Regions from separate parts of the Homo sapiens genome. Here region 1 is linked to region 2. Evidence: chromatin loops called from intact Hi-C (ENCODE). Cell type or tissue: dorsolateral prefrontal cortex. All regions are shown on one strand. Links, peaks and the distances in the headings refer to the core of each region. The heading gives the core; the rest is flanking DNA. Region 1 overlaps APBB2 (amyloid beta precursor protein binding family B member 2). Region 2 overlaps APBB2 (amyloid beta precursor protein binding family B member 2).

Region 1 (9,003 bases), core at 471-8,470, 130 kb after region 2:
AAGTAAGTTGCTTCTATAGCTCCTGTGTGCCTCAGTTTCCTGTCATTGAGTGATAATAGTTGCATCTATGTAACAGAGTTGTAGTGAAGAATAAAAGTATACACATTAAGTGCTCAGAACAGTGTCTATGTAAGTGGCTAATAACTTAATGGTAATAAATGTAACTTCTGGCTGGGCGCAGTGGCTCACCCCTGCAATCCCAGCACTTTGGGAGGCCAAGGTGGGTGGATCACCTGAGGTCAGGAGTTCAAGACCAGCCTGGCCAATGTGGTGAAACCCTGTCTCTACTAAAAATACAAAAAATTAGCCAGGCATGGTGGCAGGTGCCTGTGGGAGGCTGAGGCAGGAGAAGCACTTGAACCTGGGAAGCGGAAGTTGCAGTGAGCCGAGATCGCGGCACTGCACTCCAGCCTGGGCAACAAGAGCTAAACTCCATCTCAAAAAAATAAATAAATAAATAAATATAAAAAATAAAATAAGTAAAATAAATGTAACTTCTTATTAAGAATATACTCTTTGTTCTTATTGGCATATGCACTCCCCTAGGCCCTTCTCATTTGATCCCAGTTCATCAGATCCCTCCGTAATGTACCATTTAATGTGTCCTTCAAATCCCACCCAGGAGACCTGCATTCCCATGCCTGATCTGCCAACAACTTGATCTGAATTGCATTCCTCCCCAGACCATTGTGTCCTGTTGGAGGAAGATGATCTGGAAATTGTGTTCTCCTGGGCTTTACTGACTGCACACATCTTTACCAGCCTTCCCCTCCTCTAAACTGCTTCATCACATAAACTGATTCTAAATGACACAGTTACCACCTTTGGTCACATCCACAGATGAGATATAAGAATTGAGGGCAATATGTAACTCTTCTCAATACCCCAGAGAAGTCAACACAGTATTCGGAGTATAGCAAACACAGTCTCTACCTATTAATTGGCACTGGTCACCCTATCTCCTCTTAACTGTACCTTTTCCCTCAAAAAAGGGAAGCGTCTTTATAAACTGCACCCCGCTTACTTGCTTAAACTGGATCCTGCGGTGTGAGGATCAGTGATTTCAAAACAAAAAGCTACTATCTCTTGTTCAAAAACAACAGGAATCCTCTTTACCCCTAACTAAGCCCAAGACACAAGGATAGGATGGCAGCAGGTATGCCTGATTTCCAGAGTTAGCCAAGTCATGTTGGATTTATTGGTATTGAGTTCCAAATAACTAATATGTAACATAAGCTCTTTGTGGAATTTTCTTGTACTCTGGGAGAGGGGGATCAACTTTCCCAAAAATTGGACACTCCTAGGGAGGAATTCAGGGGAGAAAACAAATGGAATCCCATGGACTTAAGTATTTTCCATAAAATCAAAAAAGACAGACTAAAAAGTCTAGATATTCCTTTAACAAAGCATCATCTATAAAATATTCAGGCAGGGCACGGTGTCTCAAGCCTGTAATCCCAGCACTTTGGGAGGCTGAGGCGGGCAGATCACCTCAGGTCAGGAGTTCAAGACCAGCCTGGCCAAAATGGTGAAACCCCCTCTCTACTAAAAATACAAAAATTAGCTGGGTGTGGTGGTGGGCACCTGTAATCCCAGCTACTCAGGAGGCTGAGGCAGGAGAATCACTTGAATTCGGGAGGCAGAGGTTACAGTGAGCCGAGATAGCGCTATTGCACTCCAGCCTGGGCAACAAGAGTAAGACTCCGTCTCAAAAACAAAAATAAATACAATGTTCAATAGTATATGTTGCTGTTTTCTTTTTCTTAGTATATATTCATAACAGAAAGGTCTAGAAGCTACAGAGGCAAACAACAAACTGACCTATCTTATGACTCTGAAATAAATATGCCAAGTCATTCGTTTAGAATTCTATTGGTTTCATCTTGCACGGATTTTTGTGGCCTTTTGTGCAAAGGAAGGTCAGCAGAGTTCACTTCTCCTGAGGACAATTTCAGGTTTGCATAAATGAGCAAGTGTCCAAGAACCTGGAAAAATAAGTCCTTTTGCTTTGGTTTCAAAATGAGGCCCCATAAAAAGTTGCATGTGTTTCTCCTTTCCCTTCTGGAGGCTGCTCGCAGAAGATAGGTCTTAAGCTTCCCAAGTCTGGCTGGGGCATTTCCTCCCCGCTCTTCCTTTAGCAGAGGTGCTGTGCCTCCTGCCCTGAGGACAACACATTCTTCTCATCTTTTTCAGGGGCAAAGCCTGTCCTCTCACACACATGGGACCCTTTCTGACCTACCCCCAGCATCCTAATCCTCTTCATGTGGAGTATAGGGAAGGGAAAAAGGACTAAAGTCCCTCCAAAGACTATTCTGGCATGTTTCCAGAGTCTCATTCTGCAACAAAAGCAGACACCAGGTAGGCTTCTTTCCAGGGCATCCGATTCCTCCTGGTGAAGACTTGTCACAGGGCTTCTTAGTCCCACTCTATTTGCTGGAAAAGGGAAAGTGATAGATCCAGAGCATCCAAACAAAAAGGACACTCTTTTATTACAACAAAATAAGACTGCAAATCTCTACCCTGGAAGTAGCGAATTACAAGAGAGGTTTAAAAAAAAAAAAAGCAAGAGCAAGTTACAAAGAAGGGACTTAATTTGGACTATTGAAATTTCATTTCTTTCTTCAGTGAAAGATAAATACATAGAAGTAACCTTTCTTTACTAGTCTCAACATCAAGATGTAAGATTATGTACTAGGTATGTGAAAACAAGGTCTGTATTTATGAGTATCTGAAAATAATGGCGGTCAACAGGCCTCAGATCACCAATTTTACAGGTTGGGTTCACATGCCATGTAAAAATCTAGAATCTAACTGACGGACTCTGAGACATGCACAGAAAGTTATCTACAAGTAAGGAGGTAGCCACGGATAAGACTATGCTACACTACAAAAATGTGGTTACTCAGGTTCATGGCATCTCAGTAGAGGGATGTGCAGAGCACCCATTCACTGAATTAATACTTAACATCTAAAGTTCTGCAGAAATCAGGGATTGCAATTTGGTGACAAAAATATCTTAAAATTCTTTAATAGGATGGTGGTAATAAAGTTTCCAATCAACATGGTGAGCTGAGGTGACAGGGAAGGGCTCTGCCTGTTTCAAACACGTGGAAAAACTGAGGGAGAGATCATTAACAACTAAGAAAATACTAAGAAAAAAATCAAAATCACAAGAAATAAATCCCTGGGCCAGAACCAAAGATAGAACTTAAAGTCAGATGAGAGAAAGTTAAAGCTCTGAAGATGTAAAAGGCTATCAGAACATGAGACAGGCTTAGTGTGTAGGGGCTGAGATCCTGATGAACCCTGGAGAACAAAGGGTCATATCTCACCAACAAGAAATCAAAATTTAAACGGCTCCCACCTAGAGGTATGGCATCCAAATACAGAACACCCATGAAGCATCAGGTCCCCAAGCCAAGAAAACAATAACATTAGGCTGGGCGAGGTGGCTCACGCCTATAATCCCAGCACTTTGGGAGGCCGAGGCAGGCGGATCACCTGAGGTCAGGAGTTTGAGACCAGCCTGGCCAACATGGTGAAAACCCATCTCTACTAAAAATACAAAAATTAGCCAGGCATGGTGGCAGGCGCCTGTAATCCCAACTACTCAGGTGGCTGAGACAGGAGAATTGCTTGAACCCAGGATGTTGGGGGCAAGCCCCCCAAAATCTGGCCATAAACTGGCCCCAAGACTGGCCATAAACAAAATATCGGCAGCACTGTGACATGTTCACAATGGCCCTAACGCCCAAGCTGGAAGGTTGTGGGTTTACGCGAATGAGGGCAAGGAACACCTGGCCCGCCCAGGGCGGAAAACCGCTTAAAGGCGTTCTTAAGCCACAAACAATAGCATGAGCAATTTATGCCTTAAGGGCATGTTCCTGCTGCAGTTAACTAGCCCAACCTATTTCTTTAATTTGGCCCATCCCTTCATTTCCCTTAAGTGATACTTTTAGTTAATTTATTATTTATAGAAACAATGCTAATGACTGGTTTGCTGTTAATAAGTATGTGGGTAAATCTCTGTTCGGGGCTCTCAGCTCTGAAGGCTGTGAGACCCCTGATTTCCCACTTCACACCTCTATATTTCTGTGTGTGTGTCTTTAATTCCTCTAGTGCCGCTGGGTTAGAGTCTCCCCGACCAAGCTGGTCTCCGCACCGGGAGGCAGAGGTTGCAGTGAGTCAAGATCGTGCCACTCCACTCCAGCCTATGTAACAAACAGCAAAACTCCGTCTCAAAAAAAAATAAAATAATAATAATAACAATAACACTGGTCCAGAAGCCAGGACACCCATGGGGCACTAACTGAGGAAAATGAGAAAGTGGGGGATTTGCACAATCCTAGTTGTACAGGACTCCCACATAAAACAACCTCTACTGAAGAGACTTACAGTGAAAGCTTAACACCAAACAAGAAACAATTTACCAAAAGAGACAGTCGACACAACTGGCAAAACCTGTGCCCAAGAGCTAGAAATAGAAAAGTAAATAGCGGTTGTTCAGGAAAAAGTTACCATGAATACAACTAAAGCTAAAGAGAACCATGTGTGTTGGAAAACAGGATTTGCAAAAACTTGTAATATGCAAAGAATTTCTCCCCTTATCAATGCTGAGCTAAGTTTCTAAGCAAGTACTTCATTCATTCATCCATTCGATATATATTATTAAGCATTTATTCAGCGTCAGGCTCCAATTACTCCCTCCCCCTCAGTCGTGGCTGGCACAGGCTCTGAGGATGGTTATTATCCAGTTCCACCCCTTAGCCCAAGATGACTCCACAAATACTGGAGCAACTACCGTAGATATAATAGTGTCCTCACTCACAGAGGAGAGGAGGGAAATAGTACTGGAGTTCAGACAAATTATATACATGTGCCAAAATATAAAAGGAATTTAGGACACAAGCAAGCATCAAGAGGGAGATTTAAGAGCTGCAGGAACACGTGCTTCCAGCAGGGAAACCAGGAAAACTCCCTGGGAAAGAGAACGACTCTGCTGCACCCCATGGCAAAAGCAGGATTTTAGCGGGTTACCAAAAGATGGATCCACATACCAGAGGGGAAACAGCAGGAGCAAAGGCACGTGACCCAAAGGCACAGGGTGTACCCTGGCAGGAGCAGCCCACACAGACTACTATAAATGTCTACTGAATAGCAATAATACTAACAACAATAACGATCATTCATCATGAGTAATGGGTAATAAAAATAAGGAGCAGTGAAAGGAAACCTAAAGGACTCAAATACCAGGGTGACCTTTTAAACTAGTGGGGACACACTAAACATTTTCAGCAGGGAAGCGGCATGGTCAGAGCCATGCCTCAGTTAGATTCATTTGGCTACTATGCATGAGTTAAGTTTGCAGGCAAAGAGACTGCAGGCCAAGGTCTGGAAGCTATTGTAACAGTCCAGATCCTCACAGCTGCAGTTGCAGTGGTGGCTGCAGTCATCCAAAGGAATGGATAGGTACAGACAAAAATGAACAAATATGCAATTTTTATTAGCAATTCCTGGAATATAGTCATGTGTTGCTGAACAACAGAAATACATTCTGAGAAATGCATCGTTGGGCGATTTCATTGCTGTGCAAACATCACCATGGAGTGTTCTTACACAAACCTAGATGGTACAGCCTACTACACACCGAGGCTAGATGGCACAGCCTACTACACACCTAGGCTAGATGGCAGAGCCTAGTGTTCCCAGGCTACAAACCTGTACAGCGTGTTACTGTACTGAATACCGCAGGCAAATGTGATACAATGATAAGTATTTGGGCACCTAAACATATCTAAACATAGAAAAGGTACAGGAGAAATAGGGTCTTATAATCTTATGGGACTACTGTTGTACATGCAGTCCATCATAGATTGAAACATTGTTATGTGGCACATGACTCATTTTAAAACTGGAGTTTTAACATAAACACAAATATCTGTATGAAAAGCCTGGCAAGAACAGCTCTAGCTATTTACTTCTTATTTTCGTGCTCAATGGATGCCATTCTGCATTCCATCCAAGAGCAGCACCCTGTCCTGAAAGGAGATAGCCTGGAAAGGCAGAATAATCTCAAAACAGAAAGAAAGAAAATTAAAACTCCAGTCTGACATACAAGCCTCAAAAACAATGTAGAGCACAGCAGTATGCACTGCTGACCCTTGACTGATGATTCCGACCACACCTGATGATAAAATTATTAACTATGGCATGTTGCTGTTGTTTTTTACTGAAATCGTTTCCCTTCTCCAGGGAACAGTTGTGGCCCTGTTCAGACACAGGCCTGGTGAGCAGGCCCCAGGTCAAATTGGCTTTCCTGCCTTATGTGAGGGCAGCAAGGGCTGCTAAGGTTAACATTTCTTTCTGCTATGAGTAGCCTCTGCAGAACGTCAGCTTGAGGTTTCAACAAGCAAATCTTATTTATTTATTTATTTATTTATTTATTTATTATTTTGAGTTTTGCTCTTGTCGCCCAGGCTGGAGTGCAATGCCACAATCCTGGCTCACTGCAACCTCCGCCTCCCAGGTTCAAGCAATTCTCCTGCCTCAGCCTCTCTCGTAGCTGGCATTACAGGCGCCCTCAAACACACCCAGCTAATTTTTGTATTTTTTTTTTTAGTAGAAATGGGGCTTTACCATGTTGGCCAGGCTGGTCTCGAATTCCTGACCTCCGGTGATCCGCCCACCTTGGCCTCCCGAAGTGCTGGGGTTACAGCACCCAGCCAAATCTTATTTAATGATCAGGAGAAGCAAGCTACAAAGGAGTACGCAGAAGGGAGGAATGGAGAACAAATCAAATAAAATAAGTAACAGTGTTCATGCCTTGGACTGAGGGATCAACACCGGGAAAAGAAATCAGAGATGGAAACCATGAGAGGGTACGAACCACACTCTAGTTCCAGGGAAGGGCATTTCAGGCAATGTGTTATGCAGATGTGTGCCCCCGGAAAAGCAGTCACTCACTCTCCCTCCACCAGAAAAAAGGCACAAAGTGACAAGCTCAGCAGAGGCCTCGGGGCAGCAATCTCTACGCTGAGCACAGGTAGCACGTTTCTGGCACCCAGTGAGGAGAAGATAGTTTTCTCCTAAAGAGCTTTTAGTAAGAAACAAGTCAAATGAAAATAAAGAGCTTCCTTGCAATTACTGGACAGCACACACCTCTGCAGCTCAGGGCCCTTCGGTAATCTCTGGAAAGGCACTCAGCTGATGGCCAATGTGTCATTCTCTAAGATGAAAAAAGGAGCAAGTCCACATATGTGAATTTTTCAGATAAATTTACTTCTTCCACTCCAAGAGCCCAAATGTTAGCATTTTAACCACTGTGAAAGAACGATGTTCTCAAAATATATTAGCTTGAACCATATGAAATTAACCTTCTGTATGTCAAAAATGCTCAAGTACTAACAATTTCACTTGGATCAATGGCAGTACATGCCCTTCAACTTTCTTCTACATAGGGGTGGGCAAATTTTTTCTTAACAGGCTCACAGATATTTTAGGCTTTGAGGGCCAAGAGACAAAAAAGAGATTATGTAGGTGCTTATATAACCATTTAAAATGTAACCATTTAAAAATATAAAAACCACCCTCAGCTCCTATAAAAATAAGCATGGGCTGGATCTGACCTATTGGCTACAGTATGCAGATCCCTGTTATACAGGGTACAGGTGTAAACTTTTTTCTGATGATGCTCACTATGAAAATTGATAATTTCAGAGTAAATCTGTAACACCCTTGGAGATGCTAACAATATCTGAAAATATGTGAAGAGCTGTTTACCCCAACACTGCTGGCTTTAATGCTGGTTGTTGGTCCGAATCCCTATTCTATTATCAGCTATCCCTCCCTACTGCTATAAAGTGCCACTGCTTTTAACTGTCTGACTTACTTTACAAACAATTGTCTGGGTGAGGGCTTGAGGGTGGTTCTAACTTTGCTTTCTTTTTTCTTTTTTTGAAACAGAGTCTCGCTCTGTCACCCACGCCGGAATGCAGTGGTGCAATCTCAGCTCACTGCAACCTGTACCTCCTGGGCTCAAGCAATCCTCCCACCTCAGCCTCCCGAGTAGCTGGGACTACAGGCACATGCCACCATACCTGGCTAATTTTTGTATTTTTTGTAGAGACAGGGTTTCATCATGTTGCCCAAGCTGGTCTTAAACTCCTGGGCTCAAGTGATCTGCCTACCTCAGCCTCCCAAAATGCTGGGATTTTTTTTTTTTTTTTTTTTTTTTGAGACAGAATCTCGCTGTGTCGCCCAGGCTGGAGTGCTGTGTCGCCCAGGCTGGAGTGCAGTGGCGCGATCTCGGTTCACTGCAAGCTCCGCTTCCCGGGTTCACGCCATCCTCCTGCCTCAGCCTCCCGAGTAGCTGGGACTACAGGCACCCGCCCCCACACCTGGCTAATTTTTTGTATTTTTAGTAGAGACGGGGTTTCACTGTGTTAGCCAGGATGGTCTCCATCTCCTGATCTTGTGATCCGCCCGCCTCATCCTCCCAAAGTGCTGGGATTACAGGCGTGAGCCACCACGCCTGGCCCCAAAATGCTGGGATTACAGACTTGAGCCACTGCTGGGATTACAGGCATGAGCCCAGCCATAACTTTCCTATAAAGAAAAAAACTGAGCTGCACAAGGTAATAGGACTTAAAGATGAATATGAATAAGCATAATTACAGAAAGGATATGGGGGCAAAAGCACTTATGGGGAATTACCCCAAATTTCCCCTGACTTGGAGCCAAAATTCCACAGGTTCCAAAGGAAAGCAACAAAAACAAATAAATATCTATACAGCTGCTCCAAGGCCAAAAGACTGCAGGGAGCAAGAAGTAAGTCTGAGACACACTGCCCTTCATAGAAATAAACATAGATCATTAAAGGGAAGAATCATTTTTCTCCCAGGTTAATCAGGGGTAACGACAAATAGGAAAAGGCTACAACTATAGCAGTTCCCAAAAGACTGCTGGAAAAACTTTAGTGTTGTGAGACATCGAAGGTCATCCCTG
Region 2 (9,003 bases), core at 569-8,568:
CTACTAAAAATAAAAAAATTAGCTGGGTGTGGTGGTGTACACCTCTAATCCCAGCTACTCGGCAGGCAGGGGCAGGAGAGTCACTTGAACCCAGAAGGCGGCGGTTGCAGTGAGCCGAGATCGCACCACTGCACTCCAGCCTGGATGACAGAGTGAGCTCCCGTCTCAAAATGAACGAATGAATGAATGAATGAACGAACGAATGAATACATGCATAGAGACTAAAATGCAATATGGCATCCTAGATTAGATCCTGGAACAGAGAAGGGCATTAGAAGAAAAACTGGTAAAATCAGAATACAGTGTTTATTAAAAATCAGAATACAGTGTTTATTAATAATTTTCTATTGATGTTAATTTCTTTGTTTGTACTGTGATTCTGTAGGATACAACATGACGGCGATCTGGAGAAGGGGCTATGAGAACTCTGTACTATCTTTGTAACTTTGCTGTAAATCTAAAATTATTTCTGAATAAAAATTTACTTTTAAAGTGCATAGAAAAATAAGAGGAAAAAACAGCCAGGAATGGAAAGAAAGAGAGTTTCAGAGGAAATGTCCTGTGTCTATGATAATTTAATAAGGGGAAATTATTTATTTATTTATTTTTGAGACAGAGTCCTTGCTCTGTCGCCCAGGCTGATGCGATCTCAGCCCACTGCAAGCTCTGTCTCCTGGGTTCATGCCATTCTCCTGCCTCAGCCTCCCAAGTAGCTGGCACTACAGGCACCCACCACCATGCCCAGCTAATTGTTTGTATTTTTAGTAGAGATGGGGTTTCACCATGTTAGCCAGGATGGTCTCGATCTCCTGACCTCGTGATCCACCCGCCGTGGCCTCCCAGAGTGCTGGGATTACAGGCCGTGAGCCACCGCACTGGGCCAATAAGGGGAAATTTTAAAACTAGGGGGTAGTAGCTCACACACAATAAACTAAGATGAATAAATACAAATGACAAAGCCTAGAGTGAACTGATACGTGGACAAAGAGGAGTACTCTAGGATATTACTGATGGGATTATATGCTGCTGCAGGCTTTCTGGAAAGTAATTTTGCAATAAGTGACAGAAGCAATAAAACCGATAGCCTTTGCCCCAGTAATACCAGTTTTAGCAACCTATACCAAAGCAATAATTTAAAAGAAAAAGAAGTCACCTATTTTTATGAAGTTGTAGCTCTGCTCTGTAGTGGGGGAAAAACTCCTCCTATGGATACTGGTGCCTAGACAGATTACGGTGCTATTAATTAAATGAAATATTACCATGGAATTAGGAGTGACCAGGCCGAGGACTACACAGAGGAGCATGTGAAATAATTTTTCAAGAGCTCACTACATGCAACACAGTCTCCTAGGCTGGGTCCTGGAACAGATTAAGGTTATTAGTGGAAAAAATGAGAAAATGTGAATAAAGTTTATAGCAAATAATATGATATCAATATTAATGTCTTAGTTTTGACCGATGTACCATGATTATGAAGAAGTTAATATTAGGGAAAGTTAGGTGAAGGGGTCTAGGAGAACTCAATATTTGCAACTTTTCTACAAATCTGTAATTATTTCAAAATAAAAAGTTAAACAGGAGACTCAGAATTATATACAAACACACATATATGGCTATCAAGTACAAAGACTTTACTGCATAAAAATTTTGGTAGGTTCAAAAAACATTTTCAGAGTTAGAAAAAGACTTTGCTCTTTGGGGAAGTGTGTGTGTGTGTGTGTGTGTGTGTGTGCGCGCGCGCGCGCGCGCGTGCGCGTGCGCGTATGCGTGTGTATGTGTGTGGTGATTTTGTGTTGCCATTGCTATTTAGAGGTTTCACTGAACAACTGATTAAGGTGCCCAGATTCAGAGTAGTAGCTGAAGAGGATTTGGAAGTGTCCCCATCCTGACAGTCTAAAAATAATTTTTATTTTTTTCAGCATGTAAGTTTTAAGTAGGGAGTAAGGAAGATATTTTCTATAATAACTTTTAAGTAATCATTCCTCACAGACTATATTTAGAATTCCATAGTATATCAAATATTATTTTTATTTATTTATTTATTTTTTGAGACGGAGTCTCGCTCTGTCGCCCAGGCTGGAGTGCAGTGGCACAATCTCGGCTCACTGCAAGCTCCGCCTCCAGGGTTGACACCATTCTCCTGCCTCAGCCTCCTGAGTACCTGGGACTACAGGCGCCCACCACCATGCCCAGCTAATTTTCTGTATTTTTAGTAGAGACGGGGTTTCACTGTGTTAGCCCAGATGGTCTCGATCTCTTGACCTCTTGATCTGCCTGCCTTACCCTCCCAAACTGCTGGGATTACAGGCATGAGCCACTGTGCCCAGCCCAAATATTATTTTTAAAGTCAGGATTTTTCGGGGGAGGGGACCACTTGGTTCCTTGGTTCTTGGTGGACTGCAAGAATGTAAAGGGTCATGTAAGGTGAGTAACTTATTCTACAAAGGCACTGGAACATCCAGAAAGCCTAGGTCTTGCCACTCCTCCCTCTGAGGTGCTGGCTCTGGCCCCCAGGCAACACAAAACAGGCAGGAATGACTCCGATAGGGGATGGAAGCTCCTCCAATGTGTCTTCACTGAAGTCAGCTCTGAACTCATGGACTTCTCATGGACAGCAGTGCCTCGATTATGGCTCACTGCGGCCTTTACCTCCCAGGCTCCTCCCACCTCGGTCTCCCAGGTAGCTGGGACCACAGGCATGGGACACCACACCCAGCTATTTTTTTATTTTTTTGTAGCGACAAGGTCTTGCTATGTTGCTAGGCTGGTCTCAAACTCCTGGGCTCTCGAAGTGCTGAGATTACAGGCACAAGCCACTGTACCAGCTTGCAAAAGTCCTTTCAAGATTCTGATGAGCCCTTCTAGGCATTCATTCCATTCATGCTAAAAATCCTCAGGTTAAATAATCACCAGGAGGCACACACAGAAAACCCCACCTGCAGGTCCATGTTAGCAGCTGTGCAAATCTTGAGATCTGAAAAGCTGTAGGTTTTTCATTCTCCCTAGGCTGATCTTTCCTTACTCTCTATATTATTCCAGCCCAGACTGATGCACTGATTATTCTCTTATATTTTCTGTGCCCTTTTTTTTTTTTTAAAGTGTTTGTTCTTAGAAGTCTCCTCACATCTTCTATGGAACAAAGTAAGACACAGATGAATAATACAATGCATGTATTTTTTGTTGTTGTTTAAAACTAAGCACAGCTTTAGGAACGTAAGACAAAGCTGAGCTTCCTTACTAACGTGAACAGACTCATAACAGGCATTGAAATAGACATGCTGGCAATAAAAAGGTGGCAGATAAAGAATTCAGTAAGCAACACAGCCGGAAGGGAAAAAGAGAAAGCCCAACCCACTGACTTGGATTTAATGGAACCAGTCCTCCTATTCCTATTACAATTCCATCTCCATTCCATGCTTTCCCTCTTGTCAATTTCACACCCTGGCTCCACATACATCACTGCCCCAGCCCTTAGTGGTGGACAGAGATATTCACTGCTCCTCTTCCAGCCTTTGCTGATAGAATTTGTAAAACATCAAGTAGCAAAGCAAATTGTTCACAACCTGCGTTCCTTACCATAAAATTTATCTTTAAAGACCAGCAATGTTAGAAGCAGCCCAAGGACTTGTTCAGAATGCCACTGGCTCTAGAGTGGCCATGATATTACTGGCTGTGCTCAGAACAAAGCTGACTTGACCAGAAGCAGCACAGATTTCACTGCAAGCCCTAAGATACTTACAGAACCAACTGGCAATATGGCAGTTTCTGGCAAAGGAGTCAAGGTTTTGAACCTGTATGGTGTTCCCCTCTTAAGTGCTACTAAGAAAACCTATTTGCGATGTTACTTGTAGACACAGATCTGCTTTGGGATTCAGAACAAATAAAAAAGAATCTGGGAAGATTCTTTCTCTCTCCATGGCACAGGAGGGTGAAGGGGAGGGGAGGGGAAGGTGCTGAAGTAGACAAGGTGGAATTCCATGGTTGTTAGCACCGAAGATCAGATGCATAACTTGTAAATGAAAAATGCAAAACGAAAATGCAAGCCCCCGCCCCGTTCAAAAAGCAGGGGGAAGACGCTACAAACAATAATAAAACATAAAAGTTTTTCCTTTCTTCCGTATGCTTTCTCTTGGCTTGTTAAGATGTTTTGTTTTGTTTTGTTTCGAGATGGAGTCTCGCTCTGTCACCCAGGCTGGAGTGCAGTGGCGCGATCTCAGCTCACTGCAACCTCTGCCTCCTGGGTTCAAGTGATTCTCCTGCCTCAGCCTGCTGAGTAGCTGGGATTACAGGCATGTGCCAACAAGCCTGGCTAATTTTTGTATTTTTAGTAGAGACGGGGTTTCACCATGTTGGCCAGTCTGGGCTTGAACTCCTGACCTCAGGTGATCCGCCGCCCTCGGCCTCCAAAAGTGCTGGGATTACAGGCGTAAGGCACCACATCTGGCCGTTAATGTGTTTTTTAATTGCTATTTAATGTTACAATCCCTCAGGCATGGGGATACTTGTAAGTGCAAACCCTTACAAACACTCAGGGCCCTGTCCATATCTTGGTACCTGCACACAGACCATTGGCTTCTGGGTACCCTCTCCCATCAGCTGCTGGACAGATGCACCATGCACTGATCAGGGGCGGGTAAATCAAGCCAGGAACCCTCTCTTCCCATGGCCCCACAATCTCAACCCACAGCAGATGGGTGGCCCATAAATGTATTGCAACATCAGTGTTGGGACATGCTAGGTGCCTGGACTGCGGGTAGGCAAGAGGCTCACCCCCACTGAGTCGCCTGTGGAACACACAGCAGTGTTGCCAGCCCAGACTGGGCTGGTCACCACCACGCTCCAATCCCAAGATACCCAGGGAGTGTGCACTTGACCCCAACCCTCCCGTGCTCACACCCATGTCTCTTCCGCGGTAGAGGGCAGTAGAAGTCTCTACGTAGGGAGGGAGATAGGGAGGTCTGGCAGGGCCTGAGATGCCGGGGGGCCAGAAGGTGAGAACCGCACAGGGACGCTGGGAGGTGGCAGGACTGTGTGCAATCCAAAGCCCAGCCCTCTCATGGACATTCCATTGGACTTGACTTATAAGATACAAATTCAAAGATTAAGAATTTCCTGACAGCAACCTTGAAGCATTCATCCCCACACACAGGGGCCTTCTCATTGTGGGGCCTGTGCAGCTGCACTGGCCACATGCCCAGAAAGCTGGCTCTGTTAGCAACCTACCAGAAGTCCAGAAACAAAATGGACACAAGTTTGCCCCAACTGCCCCCAGTTTTCCATCATAAAACCTAATTATCCAATCTGTGTTTATGACAGGAATGGCAAAGAGATTTCACCTTGCACAGATATGAGGCTGCTCTGGTGGCGGTAGGTGGGAGGGGTCTCACACCCTACCTGTTTAGCTTCCTCTCCCATTGCTTTGCAAGGCAGAGCCTGGTGTATCTTTAAAGACTTCTAAAGCCCACCCATTTGAACAATAATGGTAATTTATTACATTGTGCAAAGAGCTGACGTAGTGAGATACAGGCAGAGTCTTGATGGTTCTAGAAATCCCCCCAAACCTAACTTAGCCTAGGGGTTTTCTTCAAGTGTCAGGGAGATTAGGAAAGAGAAAATTGAGGGATAATTACTTATTAAATGGCTCTGGGTTGATGGTTTGTAAAAACTGGACAATGATCCAAAGTCATTATTTGGATCTAAGAATATAACCTGGTGGCTGAAAGCAAGTCTTTACAAACCTTGGCTTCTGGGTCACTGTTGATACTACAAGAATCATCATCATCAGGGTGTGGGGCATTTCTAGGCAGAAAAACAGAAAAGTGGACTTAGAATTCTATTGCAAACTATCTGCACAAAGCCATACATTGACAGCAGGTCGATCCTACTAATGTCCTACCTGAGTTTCAAAGATGCATAGCGTAGGGTTGCTCCTTCAAACTCTTTTAAACTGGGGTCCGGGTTAACAGTGGCTGCATGCAAATCCTAGAGGAAAATAGAACCTTGTTAATGTACAATGGGGGAGAAGACCATTCATTGCCTCAAATATCAAAGGGGAGAAACGTCTTCCCAGCAAGAGGCAGAGAGTGTACGTGAGCTTAGGCAGAGAAAGGCATGCAAGGACTGTTGAATGCTGACTGGTGCAAACTCCTGTTCTTACAAAACAACGGGGAACCTAGGGCATTCACAATGGGAGACACCAAAAAAAGGCAACAGGAGTGTGAGCTGAATGCCCCTAGCAAGAAGCCCGATCACTGTGTCCCTGCAGAATGCATGATATTCACAAAGAAGAAAAATATACAGCCACAGCCATGCAGAAAGGATAAAATATTAAATGATCTAAGATCTGACAATATACTTGCCTTCCAAATGTCACTATTAATCTTTCCCCCATTCAGAACAGCAAAATCACTCCATGGCTGTTTCTAGACATATAATTATTCACATAGGAAAAAAGCACATTGATTTAAAGAAAAAGAAAAGAAAAGAAAAAAAAAAAACACAAGACACTGTTGTTAGCATTGATATTCACAAGATGGGTTAGGGAACAAGTTAACTCTAACAGCAACTTGTTGGCTCACTCCCTCTATGTCTAGATTATCACCTGAAGACGAGGGCAGGAGAGTGATGGTGCTTTAATTACTTACCAAATAAATGACTAAACATTATTAGAAGCAGACAGTGAAGTTATTTCCTTAAGGTAATTTTAAAAGCAAACAATATAATTCCAAGTATTCAATAACTAGCATACCTAATTCCATAATAATCATTTTCCTCCCTATAAACCAAACAGAACTGTTTTCTGGTGGTGGGGGTGGAATGAGGGACGGGTACCGTGTTTGTTTGGAAACTAGGGAATGCCCATGGCTGAGGGCCCCAAAAGTTGGGGGTCAAGATATTTTCACTTAAAAGAAAAAAAGGAGAATGATGGGGAGAGAGGGTTAGTGAAGAACACAGACTGACATCAACACTTGGCGGAAATTTAACCTAACAAAAAACAACTCTAAACAGTCTAACATAAATTTCTCTAATTCATAAAAGCTCTACTTTTTTTTTTTTGCTTCAAAAGCTTCTTCACAAATTAATACTTGATCATGAAATGATTTTCTAAACGTAATTATAGTGCAAGGCATGAAGCCTGGCTTTGTTGCGAGAGCTCTTGCAATAACTGATTTCCAAATCTAAACAACTGCTCCATCCACCTCAGACAATGAGAAAATGTCTTTTCTTTCTACTAGGCCTAGTGAATATTCAAGTATTTTTCATCTAAGATTTGGGGAAATAAGCAAGCAAGGCTAATAAAACTCAGGGACAGTCTTGTGAATTGCTTTACTGACTGGTTAGGCAAATCTGTTTGTATAAGAAATCAACCATCAAAACTTTTCAGCTAAATCACTTTTCAACTGAAGTTCTTTGAAAATGAGAAGTGAATAATGACCCATAACTTTTACTCACAACATTGATACAGTTTTAAAAACCACTAAAAGCAGAAAAAAACTAAGCTTAAATGTCTTGTGCGTCGAAAGATGCATTTATTTTGTTTAAAAATTTTTTTGAGACAGGGTCTCACTCTGTCACCCAGGCTGGAGTGCAGTGGCCCAATCACAGCTCACTGTAGCCTTGACCTCCTGGCTCAAGCAATCCTCCTGCCTTGGCCTCCTGAGTAGCTGGGACTATTCAGGTGCATGCTACTACACCTGGCTAATTTTTTAAAACTTTTTTGTTGAGATGGGGGTTCCATTATGCTACCCAGGCTGGTCTTGAACTCCTGAGCTCAAGTGATCCTCCCACTTAGGCCTTCCAAAGTGCTGGGATTACAGGCGTAAGCCATGGCGCCTGGTGCAACATGCACTTACCAAACTCTGCAAGCCTCTCTGAGAGCAAAGACACTTCAAATTTAGACCCATTATTACTATTGCACATGTGGTGTCATTTTCATTTTTGGTCTAGGCACCTAAACTGCAGCTTTTCAAAATAAAATGGGAACTTAGACCACTATATTTACTTTTAAAAAATAATTTCTCTTAATGAATAAAGGGCAGGAATGTTGCCCAATCCCTTACCTTTCCCCTCACTCTACCCCCAGAAGCAGTGTTCAGTCTTTATGAAGAGAAAATTAATAACCTAGGGCAATCTTAACCTGTTAGCTCGGAGGAGCTATGAACCCCTGAAATGGGTGCGGGGTTTTGTACATGTACATTTTCCTGAGAGAAAGATGCCCAATTTTTCTCATATTTCCAGATGGGCCAGTGACCAATTTCGGTTTGGACCACTGTAGGGCTACTAATATGGATGTGAGATGAGGACCTGAAATATCAAGTACAAAATAAAATTTTAAGCTAGAATTTCTTTTTCAAAAAGAAAACAAGCTTATATGGCCTCAAATTGTCATCACTGTTTACATGTGAGCAATATTTGTTGTTAAGTTGAACTTTAAAAAAGGATAATCAGATGATGAATTAGGAAGACCCAAGATAATTGTGTCTTTGTGGAGAAATTTATAAAGAAACAAGAAAAACAAAGTTACCTCACAAAAAGAATTTCAGAAATTATCCCCAAGGGACCCTATATGTTGAGGCTACAGAAAGTAAAAGAAGAGTATTTTCTAAAACAAGTACTCAGAAAAGTCTTCAGTACCTAATTAAAACAGTTCTCTGCGTGTGTGTGGTTTTTAAAATTTTTAATGCATTTACTCTTTGGACATAAGGGTATCTGTAAAGCAAAAGCTAAAAACAGTATTAAGACTGTCAGAATCCAGCTCTCATGTTATGGAAACATGAGTTAGATGGCAAATGTCCAACAATCACCTTTTACAGATTTAAATAAACAAAGGCTCTGTATAGTGATTTTACAAAAACTTAACACGGGCACTCTTAAGGAAATCCTTTAGCACAAAACTCAGTAAGGAAATGGAAACTGGCATTATATGTGTTATGACTGGGCCAAAGATCTTTTTTCCCCTCCTATATTTACAACTATTCATTTACATCAAATATGACAAACTTT

The links. A loop is a pair of places that touch in the nucleus more often than their neighbours do. Peaks named below come from ENCODE experiments on the same cell type or tissue, not always from the same donor. Only the 100,000 strongest peaks of a DNase experiment are listed, where the experiment ranks them.
Region 1: it touches region 2 in a loop (4-fold over the local background); 6 of 110 quality-filtered maps call a loop at or near these places.

Annotation. Positions count from the first base shown.
Region 1 is chr4:41,055,742-41,064,744 of GRCh38, forward strand. All of the region lies in intron 4 of APBB2 (amyloid beta precursor protein binding family B member 2), which reads right to left. Among named protein-coding and RNA genes, the nearest start is that of APBB2, 150 kb to the right of the region's middle. RefSeq lists an enhancer at 7,930-8,430. In dorsolateral prefrontal cortex, for the core only: no CTCF peak of the experiment used is centred there; DNase peaks (open chromatin) are centred at 5,080 and 5,406; H3K4me3 peaks cover 761 bases; H3K27ac peaks cover 5,003 bases.
Region 2 is chr4:40,928,718-40,937,720 of GRCh38, forward strand. It overlaps APBB2 (amyloid beta precursor protein binding family B member 2), which reads right to left. Exons shown (of 18, transcript NM_004307.2): 8 at 6,360-6,422; 9 at 5,897-5,982; 10 at 5,739-5,799. Among named protein-coding and RNA genes, the nearest start is that of NSUN7, 180 kb to the left of the region's middle. In dorsolateral prefrontal cortex, for the core only: a CTCF peak has its summit at 4,944 (motif pointing right); DNase peaks (open chromatin) are centred at 4,921 and 5,194; H3K27ac peaks cover 5,230 bases.